2 separate regions of the Homo sapiens genome follow, and region 2 is linked to region 1. A link is an interaction called in ENCODE POLR2A ChIA-PET data of the cell type or tissue named here. Cell type or tissue: PC-9. All regions are shown on one strand. Each heading gives the region's core, and the rest is flanking DNA. Links, peaks and the distances in the headings are about the cores only.

What was found. ChIA-PET counts read pairs that join two places held together with the same protein. Peaks named below come from ENCODE experiments on the same cell type or tissue, not always from the same donor. Only the 100,000 strongest peaks of a DNase experiment are listed, where the experiment ranks them.
Region 2: POLR2A ChIA-PET joins it to region 1 with 5 read pairs; 2 of 35 experiments call an interaction of 5 or more read pairs at or near these places.

Annotation. Positions count from the first base shown.
Region 1 is chr5:171,205,803-171,208,614 of GRCh38, reverse strand. The region is part of intron 20 of RANBP17 (RAN binding protein 17); the gene reads right to left. Among named protein-coding and RNA genes, the nearest start is that of TLX3, 100 kb to the left of the region's middle. In PC-9, for the core only: CTCF peaks have their summits at 950 and 1,152 (motif pointing left); no DNase peak of the experiment used is centred there.
Region 2 is chr5:171,323,310-171,326,121 of GRCh38, reverse strand. No RefSeq gene overlaps it. Among named protein-coding and RNA genes, the nearest start is that of TLX3, 15 kb to the right of the region's middle. In PC-9, for the core only: no CTCF peak of the experiment used is centred there; a DNase peak (open chromatin) is centred at 1,611; H3K4me3 peaks cover 570 bases.

The sequences.
Region 1 (2,812 bases), core at 214-2,713:
TGATTAAAAATCAGTGAGTTCAATGATCAGATTTTAACAGTTAAAAGACTGCATATGAGGAAATAATGTCATACAAATTCTTAATTTTTTTCCCAACTTCCCTCTGGATTTTTGATACTTCAGTTTAAGTATGATCTAGGAAAATTTTAAACAAGGAGATCAGATGCACTGCAAGCTAAGGTGTTTTCTTATTGTTGCATTCCCATCATAGGGGCAAAGAAGTATGTCAATGATCTTCCTTCAATTCTCCAGCCCTGGAAACCATTTATCAAGATGGTTGCTGTGTAGTTTCAGGCAATTTAGTTTTGGAAGGACAGAGTGAAAAGCAATGTAGTTTGTGTGGCAGTTAATGCAGTCAGTGTTTATAGAAATGTTTTTGAATTAAATAGCTAACCACTAAAATAGCATTTTATCAAATAATCGCCATAAATAAAATGCATTTTGACTTTAAGATGACATGTGCTCTTACAGGATGTTTCTTCTGCATGCTAAGGATTGTATAACAAATTAAAGAACACACATTTATGTGGATAAAAGGCAAATAAACTTTCCCCAGCAGTAATGTGGAAATCATCACTGACGGTTTGACATATCAATATTTCAGGAAAAATAAATGACTTTCATATCCATGGCATTTTTTTATCATACTTATTCATTTTTGCATTACTTGAATACTTTGAAAAGAATCTGTACTTTATCACCTGAAACTGCTTAAAGTATTTCAAAATATTTTAATAAAGCTTTTTGAATTATCAAATAATATAACTTTTAAACAAATTTTACTATTATTATAAATATTTGCTCTTCATCCCTCGCCCAAAGGAAAACTATAAATCTTGTCTCAACTGAATGAACACCATTTATCATATTCATTTTGTTGTCAATACAATTATGAAAAGCCCTTGGCCTTTTCCCAAGGAAGCTGATTTGCTACTGAAACTCAATTATTATAAGCAACGCCAGTACCAAACCACCCCATTTGGCAATCTAACACAGCTTCTGGCATAACTGACACTTCTCTCCGCCCCTGACCCTGATAACTTCAACATCTATGGTCAAATGGAGGAGACAAAGGTTTCTAGTTCACAAGAAAACATTAAGTCCCAAGATTTTCCGTTTGCTATTTTCTGCCATCTGCTGGACAAAAGTTTCATTTCAGAAAGGTTCCCCCGCTACCCCCAAAGGAGCTAAATAAGGAAATGGAAAACAATACAGTATCTTCTCTAAATTTTGGGCAGTATCAATTACGGCAGATAGTTCTTCTTTGACACTGAGGGGAAGGTTTCTGACCTTGACTCTTGGTTGAAACTGTTGAAGAGAAAAACATGAAATGTTAATCACTAGATAGCCTAGAGTTGTAGACTGGTTTCAAGATCACCATCGATATTACAGTGCCCAAAGTAGACTTTTATTATTTTTCAAATAATGAAAATTTTGATTTTGAGAGTTGCTCTTTATGTTTAGAGAAATAAAAGAGTCAAGCTGGGTGCAGTGGAGCACACCTGTAGCACCACAGTCCCAGCTAGTCAGGAGGCTGAGGTGGGAGGATCGCTTGAGCCCAGGAGTTTGAGTCCAGCCTGAGCAACATACAAGACCCCGTATCTTAAAAATTAAAAAAAAGGCAGAAATAAAAGGGTCATATATAATTCCAGTTTAACTGTCACTGTTAAGAGAATTTTAAGACTTTCCATGTTGAAATTTCATAATCTCTGTACATATTATATGTAGATAAAAACCATGTGCATGATTACTCAATGACATAAAAATTTTATCTGTAACCCTTCTCTGGGTACATAAATCTGATGAAGTATATTTTAATAATAATTAAAGATATGTCAGTATCAAATTAATGTTTAAAAATTTTTATAATATGTAGAGTTCTCCCTAAAACATGCCTAGATCCCCTATTAGTTATATTTTTGGCCATAACTGTGGCATAGTAGTTGACAGTTACCTTTAAGAAGTTTCTATTGCAATTTAATTTACAGGAAACTTTGGATAAGGAGGGTTTAAAAAAAGTAACTGAGAAATAGTTTAGATTAAAAAGTAAATTAGCTTTCAGATTATATAATTTTTTTCACATGCTCTGATGGTTTCATGCATAAAAGACATGAAAGCATTATATAACACTTAGATGACTTGCATACAATATCACTTCCTGCTGGGATCAAACATAAGTCATACAACACTATTAGAACAATATTAACGACCATTTACAACTACCAAAAATGTGCCAGACATTATACAGAGTACACTTTACCTATTTTAATGGTTACAATATACCATGATACTGAATTGTATCTGTTTTCAAATGAGAAAACCAAGACTCAGACAGGTGAAATGACTTGCCAAGGTTCACAACACAGTAAATGAAGAGCTGGGATTTTAAGCCGGGTCTGTCTATCACCAAAGTCTATGCTCTTTTAACTCTTACATGATAAGGCATTTCTGTGGGGGGTTTTTTTTTTTTTTCCTGTCTGTACTAACCCTTGGCAAAGGTCAATTCAAATTTTACACCAAATGACAAACCTTGACTTATTTATTTTTCCCTTTCCATGTCCATTCATTATCTTCATGATAATGAAAAACTGTGGCATGATGGGTTAGGCCTTGAAGAGATAAAATGATCTTCCCAGCCTTGCTAATTGAGATGGAGATTCAAATCTCCCCTCAAAAATGTCAAATGGTAGGATTCATTGATCCCTAAAGATGTTAGCCAGATTATCCCTTCAACTCCAACATAAACAATCATTTGGGGGAAGTCATTTTTAAGTTATCAATATTTAACGGCACCAAAAAAGTGACTTCTCTG
Region 2 (2,812 bases), core at 264-2,763, 120 kb before region 1:
AAGTGCTTGACTACAGCTGTGAGCCACCACGCCCAGCCCTGTGTATGTGTTTTAAGGTGGTATGATATACATATTATTTTGAAATTAAGTTCTTTCACTTTATAATGCATTGTGGATATTATTTCCATGTTGGTACCTACCAATTCACCCCCACTTCCCACATTTTTTGATGGCTACCTCTTCTTATTCCATAGCACAATTGATTTTATGTGGCTAACTTTTAAATGATGGACGTATGGTTATTTCCAAATTCCCCCTCTTACAGCCACTGCTGTGATGAACACCCAGGAAAATGTATCTCTGGACACTTAATGCTAATATTCTTTAAATGACTTCTAAAAATTAGATTAAATTCACATAACATATAATCGTTTTAAGGAGTACAAGTCAGTGACATTTAGTACACTTGCAAAGTTAGGCAATCACCACTTTTATCTAAGTTTCAAAACTTTTTCATCGCCCCATTAAGTAATCACTCCCAGTTCCCCTGTCATCTGGTAAACACTAATCTCCTTTCTATCTCTATGGAATTACCTGTTCCAGGACAGAACAATTCATATCAATGAAGTCATACAATCTGTGGCTTTTGTATCTGATTTCTTTTTTTTTTTTTTTGAGACGGAGTTTCACTCTTGTTGCCCAGGCTGGAGTGCAATGGCACGTTCTCGGCTCACTGCAACCTCAGCCTCTCGGGTTCAAGCAACTCTCCTGCCTCAGACTCCTGAGTAGCTGGGATTACTGGCACCCGTCACCACGCCCAGCTAATTTTGTTGTATTTTTAGTAGAGATGGGGTTTCACCATGTTGGCCAGGTTGGTCTCGAACTCCTGACCTCAAGTAATCCCCCTGCCTCAGCCTCCCAAAGTGCTGGGAGTACAAGTGTGAGTCTGACTTCTTTCACATAGCAACGTGGTTTTGAGGTTCATCCACATTCACATTGCAGCATGTATCAATATTTCCTTCCTCTTTATGGCTGAGTAATATTCCACAATTTGGGCTGGGCACGGTGGCTCACGCCTGTAATCCCAGCACTTTGGGAGGCTGAGGCAGGCGGATCACAAGGTCAGGAGATCGAGACCATCCTGGCTAACACGGTGAAACCCCGTCTCTACTAAAACTACAAAAAATTAGCCAGGCATGGTGGCGGGCCCCTGTGGTCCCAGCTACTTGGGAGGCTGAGGCAGGAGAATGGTGTGAACCCGGGAGGCAGAGCTTGCAGTGAGCCAAGATCGTGCCACTACACTCCAGCCTGGGTGACAGAGCAAGACTCCGTCTCAAAAAAAAAAAAAAAAAAAAAAAAATTCCACAATCTGTTTAACCCTTCACCCACTGAAGGACTAAGATTCCTTCTCAGAGGGAACAGCTCTGCAGAGCAATGTGCTCTGACTAGCCTCTCGGGTCCCTCCCAGGGCGGGCCGGGTCTCAGACACTGTGCTTCTTTTTCTAGAAACAGCCCATGCTATTTTACCACATATCCTGGAAAATTTCTGTCCAAGAACTTTCGCTGTTTTTGTTTTTTTTCTCTTTTAATCCAGGGCTGGATAAATGAGCCATCAGCCCTCAAGTGCCTCATGATACGGAGCTTCTCAAATTGGAGAGAATGTTAGGAAAGTAACTGGTTTGGTCAGTTTTTATTACGGGAGCTAAGAAAGAATCAGCTTACCGTAGGAAGGATTCCCGCTGCTCCCAAGACCTGACCCTTGGGGGCTGGAAAAAATGGCAACAATAATAACCCCTTATACTTGAGCCAGTGTTGCATGGGCTTGGTGGCCGGGAGGCGGGTGAGTTTCTGCAACACAACACAATATATTTATGCAAGGTCAGTATTTCTCCCGTTAACACCGAAAACTGAAGCTGTATTTGATTCTCCTTTTCACTTCCTTTTTTTCCTTGGACTTATTCTTTTTTTTTTTTTTTTTTAATGCCTACTATGTACCAGGCACTGAGAACCCCCAGGAGGTAAGAAACAGCCCCTGCTCTTGTGAGCTCATACCACAGTAGGGAAGGTGGACATATAAAGGGGCAAGGACAGTAAGAGGTGGAAATGCGCCAGCCCACCCACGTGAAAATGCAAGCCCCCAGTTGCTTGCCTGGATGCGCCCCCTGCAGTCTGGACCCTCATGTGGCTGACATCATGTGGACAAAACACGCGGCGGAAGAATGGGGTCAGCCGCTCCTCACGTTGGGGCTGCCTTGCAGGAGTCAGGGCACTGAGGTTTTCTCACACCTGGGTTCAAATCCTGCTCCATGCACGAGCTATAAAACCTCAGGCCAGGATCTTACCCTCCAGAGCTTTACTTGCTTACCCGCAAAGCGAGGCTAATGCTACCTTTCTGCTGTGAAGATTTAAATACTGTAGATGTGTGTAAGCAAATGACGCAAAAGAGATAATAAATATTACGCGTGTCCTTTTCCTGGGTTCGCTGCATACGGTTTCCCATGGCTTTTGAATTAATAGCAGCCCAGCTTCTCAAAGTCCTGTTCTAGTTCGGACAAAAAACCACTGGTACCCCAGAAAATGTCTCCAGAGGGACTCAGGCTGGCCTGCCTTCCTCTTTGCAGATAACTTGGCTTCGTTCAAGTTAAAATTAGCATTCCTATCCATGCCTCAAATTCCCCTCCTCTAGTGTGAACTCTCTATGTAGCTCCAAGCGAACCTCTTTTAAAGGTAGAGGTCCCCGGTCTGGCCTCTGCACCCCAGCAGCCTCTCAAAATCAGCCAAATCTGGCCTCCCATGAAAGGCAGCCGTGGCTGTGCTGACAAATTGAGCCTGAAGCTGTAAAGATCTCTTCCATTAGAACTTTCTAACGGTG